2 separate regions of the Mus musculus genome follow, and region 2 is linked to region 1. A link is a loop called in an ENCODE intact Hi-C map of the cell type or tissue named here. Cell type or tissue: gastrocnemius. All regions are shown on one strand. Region 1 has its middle 22 kb from the start of Gm25721. Region 2 overlaps Aff1 (AF4/FMR2 family, member 1).

Region 1 (8,000 bases):
GGGCGGGAGGGGGTAAGACTGTTTCTTAAGTAGTTCTTTTTGTCTTTGCTTTAAGAAAAAGAAATATTTATGACTAAAATTTAAATATCCAGTTATAAGTTAAGATAAACAGTACATTTTTATGGAAAACCATTTTCCCCCAACTCTAAGTAAAGTTGATGAAGTGGCTGAATTCCTTTATGTTTGTGCGTATCTTCAGTGCCTGCCTTAATGGAAGACTAAGGGATGCTGGTATCTAGCTTGTCACTCTGTTTGGTCGGGTGTTCAGCAAAAATCTCTGACCCCACATAGGTAAAACATCAGCTTCCTTTCTGTGACGCATTCTGCTCTGCTGGAAAAGCTCGTCCCATCCTCATCTTGATGTCTTGTACTGTTTCTAGTCCCTTAAGCCAGAACACTTTGGCCCTTCACACTAATATTCTATATTCTCAGTCCTTCCTTTTGAAGTAGAATCAGTTAGGTTGTGGGCTTAGTTCAGTGACAGAAGGCTTATCTGATGAATCCATAGCTCTGGATTTGGTCTCTAGCTAGTGTGGCTAGTGTGTTCATGTGCACACGTGTGCATGCATGCACACATACACGTAATATTGTATTTGTCCTTCAGAGCATATTTATTTATTTACTTGTTCATTTAGTCATTCCATAATCCTGGACTATCCTTGGCAAGGCACCTTGTAGGTCTTTGTGCTAGAAAGACAAGTAGGAAAAAAAATCTTACTCTGGAATAGGGGTTTTCAAACATTTTTCTCTAAAGCAAAATGTTTTAAGACTGGGTATGGTGCTACGTGTCTTTAATTGCAGCATTCAAGAAAGGGGGGGGGCAGGTTTATTTTATTTGATATTGAGTAGCTTTTACAGTCCTGACACTCACTATACAGATCAGGCTGGCCCCAAACTCAGAGCTCACACCTGCCTCTGCTTCTTGAATTTTCAGATTAAAGGTGTGCATCACCCAAGTCATGTTTGTTTGTTTGTTTGTTTGTTTGTAATGTATCCTAGGCTGGCTTTGAACCCTTTTTGTAGCTGAAGAGAATGGCCTTGAGTTCCTTCTGATCTCCTGTGCTCTTAGATAGCAGGCATGCACTGCTTTGTCTGGTTTTATGGGGTACCGGGGATCAAACCCAGGCCTTTGCATATGTTAGGCAAGCTACATATCAACTGAGCTATATATCCCAGGCCCATCGAGCTTTCTGTGAACAGCCAGTTAGTAAAAATGTAAGTTTCATTGGTCACCCGTGTTCTCTCACAAGCACTGAATTTAGCCATTAATAACACCAGAGTGCTGACATCCTTGAAAGGACCACTCCTCTGAGATAATGTTGTTTGCAAAAGCAGGTGCTAGGTTGTCGTTTGCTGACACCTGCTCTAAACATCAACAACTAACCAAATGGGGAAACCTGTAGTGAATGCTAATGAATAAGATACAGCAAGAAAATATGGAGAATAGAGAAGAATAGAGAAGCAAGGGGAAGAGTTTATGGAAGATGAGTCGGGAAAAGAAGTTAGAAGGAATCGAGGCTGTGCCCTGTGCTCAGGAGTCTGTGTTCTAAGACAGAGCCGGAAGAAGGCATATTGGTAAATAATAGAGTCGAGTTTCAGGTTGAAAGGGAGGAGATAAGAAAAGTCCACACTAGTCACATTATGGAGGAATTTAAGAGTATCAACAATGAAGAAGACATTCTGAGACCTTCTAGAAACAGGACACGTGATATTTGATTTCTTACAGGCACACCGGCTGCAGGGCAGTAACATTTATTAAATGCTACAAGACAAAACAGAAAAGTGTTGAGCCTAGAATTTTCAAAATAAACCATCTGAAGTGAGCCACCTCAAGTCTGATCGGGGCACGATGGCTCACCTCCAGAAACACAAAGGCAGGATTGTGTGGGAGAGGTCAACCTGGGCTACAGAGTAAGATCAAGTCTCAAAGGCAGAAGAAAGGAGCCGGATGTGGTGGCACAAGCTGTTAATCCCAGAACTTGGAGGGGGAGCATAAACTGGACAAGTTCAAGGTTGTCCTCAGTTACACAATGACTTGGAGGCTGGGCTCTGTGAAACTCTGTCTCCAGAAAACAACAACAACACACACATACACACACACACACACACACACTCACCCATGTGGGGGGCCACAATAAAACTGACAAATTCAAGGAAGAGTTATTACACAAGGACTAACTTTAAAAATAAATTTTTTTTATGCTGAGTGTGGTATGGCACATCTTTGATCCAAGCACCCCGAATAAGAGGCTGAGGCAGATGAGCTCTGAGCTCGAGGCCAGCCTGATCTACAGGATGAGTACCAGGACAGACGGGGCTATGCAGAGCGACCCTGTCTTGAAACAAAAACAATACTGAACAACTGACTACTTTTAGGCTAGCCTGGCATACATAGTGAGTTCCAGGACAGAGCTGCATGGTGAAACCCTATCTAAAACAACTGTGTGTGTGTGTGTGTGTGTGTGTGTGTGTGTGTGTGTGTGTGCATGTGTGCGTGTGTGTATAGGCTAGAGGATCAAACTCAGGCTTGGCAGCAAATGCCTTAACCTACTGAGACATATCCTTGGCCCCTTGGCTCTGTAGTTTTTTGGGAGGTTGGGGATGGGAGCAGGGCAGGGTTCCTATAGCCCAGCTAGCCTTGAACTCCTGATCCTCCTGCCTGCACCCAGAAAGTGCTATGGGGGAAGACACACCCCACCACAGCTGGCTACTGATTGCTGTTTCAGCCCTGTTTCTACAAGATATTCTGTTCCCCAGAGTCTGAGACGTAAAACTAACTCCCAGCAGCCTGAACATGAAATGCTAATGGACATAAAAGAAAATAACGATTAATACCTATGAATCAATGCACACACAACGAATACAAATGCGAAACTACCCTTGTCTTTGCTGCTGGTCCTGAGGCCAGAGCTAAGGTGCTGATGTCTCCTCTTTCCACTGCTTACTTCATATATATATATATAAAGTTTATTTTAGGAAGTACTGAAATGAAGGAAAACAAAAAGTCCAGATGTAGTTAATGTAGTCTTAAAAAAGGAAAAGGCCCCTAGGTCTAAAGCAGAGAGGAATGAAAATAAAATTAGATCAGTTACAACTCAGAATTGAAACCTAAAAAATTGTGAAATATTAATACGGTGGACACTTCAGGAGGAAGGATCGAAATGGACGCAGACCGAGCTAATTTGCTTACTATCATTATTTACTTATTTTTGTAGTGCTGGGAATTGACCTTGCGTATATTAGGCAACCCGTCTTCCACTAAAATATTTCTAAAATTTAAGAAATAATACGGATTGTCAGTTCTGGGCTAGCCTGGGGCACTTAATAAGATGCAGTGCTCCTCACCACAGGAACAGTTACTAGAACCAGCATGACAGGGAGGAACCAGTGCCCCTCAGCGTCTCTCTAGTGCCCTCTATTGGTAAGGCTCAACATTGCATGACCTGGCAAAGAAATTTTCTCTGACCAGGAAAAGGAAATGGAGCTGAAAGGCTCAAAACACACATGCATGCATCTCTACACATAATAAAAAATTAAACAAACTTTTTTCATTCCTTGTTTATTTTTGAGATGGGGTCTTTCTATATAGCCTGACTGTCCTGGATCTCACTATGTAGAACAGGCTAACCGTGGTCTCAGAAATCCACTGGCCTCTGCCTCCTGAGTCCAGGAATTAAAGACATACACCATTATTCCTTGAAAAATAAATGGTTTTTAAAAATTCAGTTCTGGGAGGCTGGAGAGATGGCTCAGTGGTTAAGAGCATTGACTGTTCTTCCAGAGGTCTTGAGTTCAATTCCCAGCAACCACATGGTGGCTCATAATCATCGGTAATGAGATCTGATGCACTTTTCTGAAGAAGGCTACAGTGTACTTAAGTATAATAAAATAAATATTTGGGCCGGAGTGAGCAGCAGGGACTGAGTGAGTGGAGTTGACTGGAGTGAGCAGAGGCCCTAAAAAATTCAACCCCCAGCAACCACATGAAGGCTCACAGCTGTCTGCACAAGTACAGTGTACTCACATACATTAAATAAATAAATAAATCTTTTTTTAAAAATTCACATACCTAGGATCTAAGAATTTGGTTCCGTGGCAGTCCACTTGGGCTAGTGTGCACAGAGCCCTGGCTTCAATCCCCAACAATCCCCTCCCCCACAATCCATTCACAAGAAGGCTCGTGTTGTTATATGATTCCACAAATACAATGGAACCAGACGGTCAAACTCATCTAAACACAAAGGTGACTGACTGGTGCTGCCACAGCCCAGGTCGGGAGGAAAAATGGAAGGTGGTTGCTTAACACACAGAGAACTTCAGTTGGGATGACAGAGAAATTGGTGGAGTCGAGAAGTTGCACAGTGATTGTTACACAAAATACGAATATATTTCACGATAAGTAAAAGCGGTAATAACTGTGGGGAGGGTTGTCCTTCCACGGTAGAGCATGTCCCAATCTCTGTGCTCCAACACCCAGTACCAAACAGCTCCACGAAGGCCGAAGTGATCAACTTCATTCAAAATAAGAAATGACTCAAGCACTGGCTACCTTAAACTTGATCAATTGATTTTGTGTGTCCGGCGGCTGAGGTAAAATACCATGACCAGGAGCAGGAAGGTCTTACTTGGCTTACAGTTCCAGAGGGATGAGAGTCAGGACGGGCAACTGTGGCAGTGAGCAGTGGACACACCGGAACAGAAATGAGGGCTCACATCTCCAACAGCAGGTAGGAAGCAGAGTCAACTGGAAGGAGGGTGAATCTTTCAACTCTCGGAGCCCGCCCCCAGTGACACACTTCCTTCAGCAAGACCACACCTCCTAGGCATCCCCAAACAGCCACTGGGAACCAAATATCAAGTGTCTGGACTGTGGGGGACATCTCTTTCAAACCACCATACATGGAGATTAGAGGACAATTTATAGGAGTCAATTATGTGGGTCCTAGGGACCAAACTCAGGCTCGGCAGCAAGTGTTTTGTTTGTGTGTGTGTGTGTGTGTGTGTGTTTTGTTTTTGTTTTGTTTTGTTTTGTTTTGTTTTGTTTTGTTTTGTTTTGCTTTGTTTTCGAGACAGGGTTTCTCTGTGTAGCCCTGGCTGTCCTGGAACTCACTTTGTAGATCAGCCTGGCCTCGAACTCAGAAATACGCCTGCCTCTGCCTCCCAAGTGCTGGGATTAAAGGTGTGCACCACCATGCCCAGCTGGCAGCAAGTGTCTTAACCTACTGAGCCATACCCTTGGCCCCTTGGTCCTGTGGGGTTTTGGGGGTGGGTTTATGGGCAGGACAGGGTTTCTATAGCCCAGCTAGCCTTGAACTCCTGATCCTCCTGCCTGCACCCAGAAAGTGCTATGAGGGAAGACACACCCCACCACAGATGGCTAAAGACTGACTGCTTTTCATTTCAGTCCTGTTTCTACTAGATATTCTGTTTCCCAGAGTCTGAGACGTAAAACTAACTCCCAGCAGCCTGAACATAAAATGCTAATGGACATAAAAGAAAATAACAATGGATCCTTATGAATCAGCGCACATGTAATGAATACGAATGTGAAACTACCCTTGTCTTTGCTGCTGGTCCTGAGGCCAGAGCTAAGGAGCTGATGTGTTCTCTTTCTACTGCCTACTTCCTATTTCCTTCGTTCCTATTTCAGCTGGTCTGCTGGCCTATGAAGTGTCCTAACCTCTCAGACAATGGGTTTTCCATTCCTTTGTGATGTGTTTGCTACACTTTTCTATTAGTATGTCCTACCGGGCATTGATGTAACACACACTCCTGCTCTGACGGTACAGTAGCCCCTCAGTGTGGTTGGGATTCTTGATGGTTGTGAGCAGTCACTCTCTCCGTACAGAGACCTTCTGTCCGGGTCACCAGGCTGCGGAGGAGCTTAAGACAGGCAAGCAGTAGTATCATATTCCACACTCATGGCCACATGGCTGGATCAGCAAACCTCAGAGCTACCAAGACAAGAAGAGACTTTTTCTGAGTAGACTGCTCATGAATAACTGTCTCTCCTGATCACGCATCTTGACTTCCAGACCTGGATACACTCACTGTGGAGGAAATGGTTGAAAAATAGTCTCTGACTTAACGCAAACGCCAAAGCTTGTAGGAACCCTGTCCTTAAAGGTGTCTTATCACTGCTGTGGTCTCCCTTCAAATTCCTAGTTTGAAAATCCCACCCCCAAACTAAACAGTATTTGGAGGCAAGGTCTTTGAGAATTGGTTAGGTTGTATCATGAGAGCCCGCACAAATGAGGTGAGATTCCGTTAATGTAAGAGAGTGTAGAGATAGCCTTCCCTCCTGCAGCAGTCAAGGACAGAGTGGAGAGAAGAGTTGGTTTGAGGCTGGTGTCTGCAGATGGCAAATAACGCTCTCAGCAACTGTGTTAGCCAGGTCAGCCTTGGTCTGCATCGTAGAGCGCATGCCCAGAATCCACCTTTCCCATCATGGACACATTGTGTATGAGCCCAGGGAGTAAGAAGAACAAGATTGTTTGGCTTCTACGGAGTATGTTATATTGTTCTGTAAGATCATGCTTACAGTGAGTCTCCTTTGGTTAACACTCACAAAGACATAAATATCTCTCCGATGCTGTCTTTGCTAAGAAAGGCCCGTGACACTCCTTACTCCCATACTTCTTTGGCGCCACAACTTCAGGTTTTTCTCTCTTTTGACCATCTGGCTGGCTGGATTGTTTCCATCTATACACAAGCCGATGGAAGGATACACGCCTTCTCATTGCAAACAAAAGAGATGTATTATGCTCCTAGGGCTGCAAAGACTAATTACAGTGTCATAAACACACACACACACACACACACACACACACACACACACACACACATACACACAGCATCAGAAGTGCCTTGCTTCTCAGCTCTCGAGGTGTAACATCTGAAGTAAGGTTAGTATGACTATGCTCCTTCTGCAGGCTCTTAGAGAGGCCTCTTCTTTACTTATGTGTAGTGTCTGTTGCCTTCTAGCAACCCTTGGCGAATGCTGGCTCAAGACATATCCCTCAAGTATTTGTCTCCATCATTAACACATGGAATTTTCCGTATGTGTCTGTGTCCAGATTTCCCTCTATTATAAGGGCATCTGTCACTGCATTTACGTGTCACTGAATTTAGGAACTATCCTGTCTGGTATGACCCCATTTTAACTCAAGGGCATCTGTAGCAATATCATTCTCAAATGAGGTCACAGTCACAGATAGACATGCCTTGGGGGTTGGGGGAAAATGACTTAGCGTGTGTAGAAGGCTATCCCACTGGGCAGGTTTTCCTTCAGCAATGTCAAGGTTATTACTGGGTGGGGCTTTGTTTAAGCACCTTACAAAGCTGTTGAAGTTTAACTAGAAATAGAAGTAGTTTCACATTATAAAATCTGCTATATACTTTTTATTACGTTTCTTATTTATCATGCATTTGTGTATGTGCCGGTGTGTATCAGAGTACGCAGGTAGAGGTCAGAGGACAACCTGCAAGACTGGATTCTCTCCTTCTATCACGTGTGTGGGACCTGGAAACTGACCTTGGAAACTTGCATCTCTACAAGTTGAGACAGCTTGCTGAGCCCTGGGGTGTGTGTGTGTGTTTGTTTAGGTTTTATTTGTTTGTTTTGTTTTGTTTTTCTTTTGAGGCAGTGTCTCTCTATGTAGGTCCCAGGGTCCTGGAACTTCCAGAGATCTGCAATCTTCTTTTGTAAACCAGTCTGTTCTCAAAATTCATTTTCCTATCTCTGCCTCCAAAGTGTTAGATACACTTAAAAAATGTATGTGTGTGTGAGTGTGTGAACACACTTGATCCATCCACTAGCAGAGGTTAGACCCTATCACTCCCTCCCTGTTACTCCATCTGAGGCAGTCTCTTTCTTCATTGGGGCTCCTGTTGCTTGGCTAGGCTGGCAGCCAGCAGCCTCCTGTTTCTATCCTCCTTGGAGCCCAAGCGACAGGCATGAGCTGGACACCCAGCTTCTTACGGGGTGCTGGATCTGAACC
Region 2 (8,000 bases), 160 kb before region 1:
ACCCTCATCAACCTAAGTTTAGTTTACCTGTTTCTCAGAGGGACGGTGTAGCTAACGGTTTAAAGTTTAAGGGGCCAACACACATAAAAGATGAACAACACAGATCTTGGGAAATCCATAGTCACACATAAACCGCCACAGAAGCCGGACGTGAGCGACTTGACTTAACAAGACTTAACACTTGCCTTGCCGTGCATGGAGAAGGTGCCTGGGCCACTTTGGAAGTACTCTTGAAGTGTTCACTGAGAGTACGAGAATACTTCATCACTGTGTCTTTCTTACATCGAAACATCGCCATGTTCAAAAGGGACTGGCAACGCAAGCTGTGAATGAAACCAGAGGTTCTGTCTGGGTGGCCTCACAGGCAGAGCTCCTTGTGGACAGACAGATATACTCTCCCAGTCCTCCCCTGTGAGCATACTGGGTTCTCCCCTCTGGCTGAGCAAGTCCCCTTAAGCATCTCACTATACTGTAGGTACACCACCACCCAAAGGAAACGTTGGCAGAAAAACAAATGCAAGAATATCACTTAAACCCTAAGACCGAAGCATCTCCTGGGCCATCGGAAGACAGGAGGTACCAGTTCCTAGTGACCATGAGTCAGACTAAGTTCCCTCCTGCCATAATTTTCACTTTAAGGAAATTAAGTTAGAGCCGGGCGTGCTGGCATGTGCCTTTAATAACAGCACTGCGTGCTTGAGAGACAGAAGCAGGACGGTCTCTATGTTCCTCTACAAGGCCAGCCTGGTCTACATAATGAGTTCCAGGACAGCCAGAGTTATGTAGAGAGAACTTGGCTCAAAATAAGAGGGAAAAAAAGGAAGATATTTTTAAAATATTTTTTTAGTCAAAGGAAACAAAACTTTAGTGTTTTTTTATACAAAAGCACTAAACAAGCTTTAGTACAACAAATAGAAAAAAGTCTGTACCATAAAACAGCAAATATCTTCTCTTGTGCTGGCATCGTGTTATCTGAGAAGCATTTTAGTGACATCACATACCTGCAGGGAGATAAAACAGTGCATTGAACATTAAACTCGGGGGAGGGGGGGGCAGCGCATGTAATGCTGGCTGTGCTGCTGCTGTCTTCTAGAGGGTATGAAGGGGTATGCAACCCAGCAGGGAAAGGGTTAAGAGCAACCACATGCCGCCCAGAAGACCTGGCCCTGAGGCCTGCTCTCTCAAGTGTGGTGTCCTCATAAGCCCTTAATGAAAGGCCTGGGGCACACAGTGGAGAAAGAAGACACCCGTTATGAAACCTAAGCTGGGAAAAGCACCCTCCCTGAGAGGCTCAGCGTTCTCTTCAGGACACTTGACAGTTATATGCCTCAGTACAGGGGAACACCAGGGCCAAGAAGTGAGAGTGGGTGGGTAGAGGAGTAGGGGGGGGAGGGTATGGGAGACTTTTGGAATAGCATTGGAGATGTAGAAAATACCTAATTTAAAAAAAAAAAAAAAAAAAAGACGACACAGTTGCATCCAGTTATCCTGTGCTCCCTCATATGCAACACACTTTAACTGTGAAAAACCTGTGGACCAACCACCCAGGGCCTCCTCAGGCAAGAAAGGGCAAAGGGCCCCCTCTTTAGCTTTGTAGGGCTCCCCCTCTTTAGCCGCAGGTGGGGAGACCGACAGGTTTGGCCCGGTGGCAGAATACCTCAGCACTTACCTAATGAGGTCTATGGTTTCTGAGTACACAGCGTACGCCGACTTGGCTGAGCTTTCTGACTCTGAGGCCATTCCACACTCGATAAAAGAGAGGACGGCTTCCAAATACTTGAAGGCTTTTCCAGCCTTGTCTACCTGTGGGAGAGGAACACAGGCGTCATGAGGCTGTGGGCAGCCATCGGTCCCTTACCCCATTCAACCCTGTAACTTCTCCACCGTCTTCACCTGATTAGAAAGACGGGTGAGGAAGAATAGAATGAGATGACCAGCCATGGCAGTCAGCACTGACCTACAAGATTGTCTTCTAGCAAAAATCCACCAGGGAAAAGAAAATCACAACGCTTAGAACTCCGCCAAGCACGAGCAGGGTATAGTGCTGCTACCAGCTGCAGCCCAATCACCCTTGCAGCCTACGAGGCAGCACATTAACAGGACAGACACGAGTTTCTTTGTGGAGGTTGAGGTTATATAAAATATGTAACTGGTCACTTAATGATTTGGAGCCCAACAGACTGTTCATCTCTTTCGGCACCTTGTACAAAAACATGCCCTGGCCAACAGGGACAGACTCTCAAAACCCCTTCAAGGAAATGTGGAAATCGGACACCGGTGGTCTGCCTAATCCTGAGCACATATTTGGTCACTTGATCTTCTCGCTGAGTGGCATACAGTCAATTCAATTAAGCGGAAATGTGGCCCACAGCCCGCTTCTCTGCACGTGGCACAGGCACCGCACGCTGGGAGCAGCTGGCTAACTGGGGCTGGCTTGTAGGTTTTGCTAATGCTTCAATTCACTGTGTTCAACAGGGATGAAAGCAGCAAGGATGCGCATGGAAACCAGGAAGGCAGAGATCGTCTGCAGCTGCTCTGGGCTTCTGTGTGCTGCTGCTGCTCCAGGGCAGGGAAACAGTCCTCCCTCCCGCTGCTTTTGGTGCCTCTTCCCAGTAGAGGAGCAAAGTGGAGTGTTCCATGCACATCCATGCACTTACACAAGCACGCACACCTGCATTTCAGAGGCCCCAAAGCTTTTCAGTTTTTAGAAGAAACTTAGTGGTTTTCCCTAAAAGAGTAAGCTCAGAAAATCTGTAGCAGAGTAGGAGTGAAATTTGTATGCCTCGGTCAGCTGTGTGGGTGATAAATAGCTTGCTTTGATGGTGGAGCACCAATCCTCTTTTATTTTATTTTATTTTCACGTGTGTGGTGTTCTGCCTGCATATGTATCGACACCACACATGTGCTGGGCCTGCAAAGGCCAAAGGAGTGCATAAGATCCTCTAGACCCGGAGCTGCAGGCAAAGTGAGCTGCCATGCAGTGTTGGGGAGCCGAGCCCAGGTTCTCTGCAGGAGCAGCAAGTGCTCTTAACTCCTGTACGGAAACCCAAGGCTCTGATTCTCAAACTTACTTAAAACCATTTCTCTCGGGGAATTTCCAAAATGAATACTGCCCTTAGTACAGAAATGAAGGGACATATAAACTTACTCCATCCCTACCTCCTTAAGGCTAACGGGTCTCCTGAGACAGCTAGACAGCTATCTCGGTTCTAGGAGGGAACAGAATTCCCTCCTCAAGGAGAGAACAATGTAAAGAAGAAACACATCCCCATGACCAGCTGTGCACCTCACTGTCTGGAACGCCAAGTAGACAGCTCTGTGGTAGCTGAGCCACAGTGGCACTCAGTGACTCCAGAACTCAGAGGCCGAGCAGGAGCATGGCCACATGTCTGAGGCCAACCTGGGCTAAGATCTTTCATGAGAAGCAGAGGAGGGAGACCACAAACAGGTCACTTCCAGAACTGGCAGGTCCCGAGAATAGTCATTACAATTAGATGCAACAGGTATAACAGGTATAAAGCAGAGGGTCCTGGCTCACCAGAGAGGAAGGGGATGCAACCCGAAGCTCTCTGCAGTATTAACTGCAAATGCTAACAGTGTCTAAGTGAGGTAAGATTTTGCTCTCTGCCTACAGTGCAAAATAGGTCCCCCTCTCCCCTAACCCAACCTGAAACAGTCACAATGAGCCCACAGCATCTTGGGAAGTGTGAAAGAGGTGGCTGAGCTCACAACCCTGCTTGGTGCAGACTGAGCACACACAGCCAGGGCACAGAGCAGGTTCAGTGCCTTGACCCCTCACAGCACTAGGCATGGGAGGCGACCAGAGACCATTTTATCTGACAAACAAGGGGGCCTGCAACCTGGGATAGAAAGGCACAGGCCAAAATTCCCATGGCCACAAGGGGGCAGCTTGTCACAAAGAACCAGAGACAATCTGTCTGGGGAACCTCCAGGATCTTTAAATAGGATGAAGAAGGTGACTGAGATGGCCCAGCAGGTAAAAGTGCTTCAACCAAGTCTGATGACATGGTCTGACACTTGGGAGCCACATGGTGGAAGGAAGGAGAGACCCAAGTCCTGAGAGTCATCTTATGAGTATGGCACAACCCCCAACCCCAAATAAGTGTAATAAAAACTAAATACAAACAAACAAACAAACAAATAAATAAGACTAAGGGAAAATGGAATCCTACCATGCCCATACTTAACAGCAAAACATGCCCTTTCAGAAGCAGCCCAGAGGCTGGCAGATGAAGACAGCCACTGTTTTTGGACATGTTTATAGTGCCTGCACCTTACAATCTCTTCCCGAGGCCAGCTATCCCTTCAGATCTGTGCACAAGATCACTCTGGAATGCAAATAGGCTGCCTCGCCTTGCATAGCACTCAGGGTGGGACATCTCAAGAACTGATTCAGTGGGTTGAGAAAAGTACCCATACATTAAACCGACATCCCACTGATGAAGTTCCACTCAGATACAGTCTGCAAACCTGTACACGATCAGACTGAACTATAGGAGCCAAAGAACACAGAACGCCTCAGACCTCAGTCATAAGACATCTGATTATCCTGCTTACAAGTGGCTAACAGCAGGCACCCTCTTCCTGTCTACCCCATCCCAGGTCCCCAGGTCCCCAGTCTTCCTCCCTGCTGCCGAATCCCAGAGCACCCACAGACATTACTCTACCCGCTGCCCCATTCCCATACGTATGGTGAGGGCAGAATGGAAACCACTGTTTAATCAAGGGCATGGGAACAGAGACTGACCATTGTCTCTGCTTTGCACTTCAGCTTTTTAGCCTCCTTCATGTGAAAGTCAGCTTGTTGTCTGCAAAACAAGGAAGAAAAGGCAGGTGTGGGTCATACAAATAAGAATGACTACCTGGGGCAGGAGAAGAGGTGAAAAGGAAAGGGGGAGGTGGGGGGTGGGGTAGACACTGGGCTTACCTGTCAGACTTCACCTGTGGCTTCCCTGGTTTAGCGTTACCATTCGGCAAAGAAGGCACTGGAAAAGGATTTGCAGCATTCGCAGCATCCCCAGAAGATCCCTATAAAACACAGCCACAGATTGTGCTGTTAGCTCGAGAGGCCACGGACCTAGCAGCGCCAGCCTTCCAAAGCCAGGAGAGTGCATGGTGGGTAACAGTAAAACCACAGGCTAGCTTAGCTTGGCCACCACTTCCCTAGCTATGGCTGTACCTGGCTCTGTGGCCTGGCATCTACGTGAGGAAGAACAAATAACGCACAAGCAGAGTGGTCTCTCTGCCCCCGGCACGCACCAGTGTAACTGGAAGCCAGGGTGGCTGATTTCTGTCCTGTTAAGATGGATAATTGAAGTATCTGAGATTAAAGAGGCAAAGAACTGAACTCTTAAGCCAACATCTCAACATCTGAAAGAAACTCACTATGAAAGCTGCTGTGATTTTTCCATCTCTGATCACTTCGAGAAAAAAACAAAGAACGCCACCCCATATTTTCTATAAGAGTAGCTATCACGTCATTTGTGGTAGTTAAAAACAACTCAAGGTTGCCAGCATGTGTGAGAGACCCACTAGCGGCTTTGCTTACCTTGTGTTCAGAGCCCCTGGCCTGTACTTTTCTGTGCTTGGGAGCGGGAGGGTCTGTAGAGCTGCTCTTTGTGCTGCTGGCACTTCTGGGGGGTTCCTGGCTACACGTGTCTTCGTCTGGCCTTGGCCTCTTCTGTGCAGGTCTGCTTGGCTTCTGGGAGGATGAGGAAGAGGAGACTGAGGACGCCGATGCTGGAGGCAGCATTTCCTTTCTTGAGTTCTCTGAGGAGGACCTGGGCGCTCTGGTGTGAAACAACAATGGAAGCTGAAGACACATCACATCTGAGTATGTTTATAATGGACAAGGTGGTCACCGGCACAAAAGACTGCAGTGCCATGAAGCATGTAATTATGGATTTAGGGACTTTCTCAAGCTTTATTAAATCCAGCTGTTGAATAGTACCAAACTGTAGGGTTTGCACCAACCTGGAAGATTTTAACCATTTTCTATCACTGGTTTTCCCTGCTCACCTATCCGTACCTTACCCCAACAAACAGGTAAGCTCAACTGTCACCCTCACGTGGCAGGGTGACATAACTGACAGCAGGCTCCCCCACAAAAAAAAAGTACTTGGGATATACTTGTGTTTTGCCGAGTCTCTTGTGAGGCGATTTTGTGAATAAGCCAGAGAGCATGAATGACAGGTATTCTTTATAGCCATGCTACCTCAACACTACTGATCTCTTTGGGCATACCTCTGTCCCTCTAAAGACAGAGCATCGAACCTGAGCTGTCCTGAGTCCAAGCAAAACCCAGTAGCTACCCCAGGGCTTTGAATCAATTTTGCCCGTCTTTCTTATACGCCTATAAATAAAATATAATAAAATAAAGTAGAAGGAGGACGAAGAGGCAGAGGAGGAGGAGGCAGAGGAAGGGGAGAAGGAGGAAGAGGAGGAAGAGAAGAAGAAAATGGCTGATAGTGCTTTTCTTCTATGTCTGTATGTCTGTCCATCTAAATAACTAGGGATTAAAGCTAGGATCGCTACATCCTAAAGTGCTCTGCCACTAACCTATACAACTGATTCTTATTTTCTTCTATGAAAAAAAAAAAAAAGAATTGAAGGTAAGAGGCAGCTGGATGCAGGGTACCTTGCTTAGCATGTGCAAGGCCTGGAGTTATCCCCAACCCTGATTTTATGTACATAAACAGTAATTCTAGGTGTTTAGGAAATGCTCTGTGAAAATGTTTTTGATAAATCTCAGTTTGCCACCAAAGAAATGAGCACACCCATGGCCGAGAGTAAGCACCACACTCTGTTTCTAGTGCAAATGGAGCCCGCTACTGTCGCAGGCTGTTCCCGCCTGGATACTCACTTTGTTCTGGAAGATTCTGTATGGGAAGATGAAGATGACGCAGTCTGCGACTTATCCAGTTTGTGTCTCTTGTTACTGTGCTCTTTTTCTGGGTCACCCTGTTATTGCAGGTGATAGACACAGACATGTTAGAACCATCACACAGACAAAGGGAGAGGGAAGTGCAGACACAGCAACTGGACCTAAATGACCACTAGAGGTGCGCCCTCAGGTGTATGGACTGCGTGTGAAACAGGTGGAGAGAGCACCCTTACACAGTTACGGGCTTCTAACGGCACTGTCAGCTTGCACATAATATACTTTGGTCATTACCTTCTCTTGGCCACCCTTGACGCTTGCTGGTTCCTCCTCTTTTCTTCCATAGTATCCCTCTCCTACTGTCACTGCTATATGTATATGTATATAGTCCTATGTCATTCATATATGTATAATATAGATGATACCAATATACCCCTTCTCCTACATTGTCACCTATGTATGTGTGTGTGCATATAATCCCTCTCCTACTTTATCTTATACATAACACACACACACACACACACACACACACACACACACACACACACACAAAGGCTGTCCTGGAACTCGCTGTGTAGACCAAGCTAGTCTCAAACTCACAGAAATCCGCCGGCCTCTGCCTCCCAGGAGCTGATTTAAAGGTGTGTGCCACCACACCCAGCTTGTCTTGCATTTTAAACTCTGGGTTTTTCATAAGATGAAACATGTGAGGTTTGTCTGAGTCTGGCTACACATACACACAGATTAGATGAAACTGTAACCATTATTAATGGAAGACACAGAAAATGTACAGTGATAAATCTAATAGCAAAATCTAGTGTGTGAGGTAAAAAAGGCCTAAAGCCACAACTAAAATGCCCCAAGTTCCATTCCACAGTGAGCATGAGCCAGCAGCAGTCCCTAACAGAAAAATCTGGATGTGAGAGGTACTGGTGAGCGCAGGACTGTGGTGTCATTACGACATGCCTGGCTCTCTGCTCAGAACAACGGTAACGCCCACACATCTCTTGTCTAATGAAAGGCTAAAACAGAACTCTGCCACAGGGACAGTAAATCTCTTATCTGTTTAGCACCTTCTTGTGCCACCTGAAGGCCACAC

The links. Peaks named below come from ENCODE experiments on the same cell type or tissue, not always from the same donor. Only the 100,000 strongest peaks of a DNase experiment are listed, where the experiment ranks them.
Region 2: it touches region 1 in a loop (4-fold over the local background); 10 of 42 quality-filtered maps call a loop at or near these places.

Annotation. Positions count from the first base shown.
Region 1 is chr5:103,675,959-103,683,958 of GRCm38, reverse strand. No RefSeq gene overlaps it. Among named protein-coding and RNA genes, the nearest start is that of Gm25721, 22 kb to the right of the region's middle. In gastrocnemius, a CTCF peak has its summit at 3,421 (motif pointing left); a DNase peak (open chromatin) is centred at 3,421; H3K27ac peaks cover 880 bases.
Region 2 is chr5:103,840,037-103,848,036 of GRCm38, reverse strand. Aff1 (AF4/FMR2 family, member 1) reads right to left here. Exons shown (of 20, transcript NM_133919.4): 12 at 6,884-6,981; 13 at 5,570-5,810; 14 at 4,949-5,049; 15 at 4,769-4,829; 16 at 1,670-1,803; 17 at 930-1,001; 18 at 186-323. Among named protein-coding and RNA genes, the nearest start is that of Gm42139, 42 kb to the left of the region's middle. In gastrocnemius, a CTCF peak has its summit at 3,902 (motif pointing right); DNase peaks (open chromatin) are centred at 1,162, 2,067, 2,396 and 3,889; H3K4me3 peaks cover 730 bases; H3K27ac peaks cover 5,023 bases.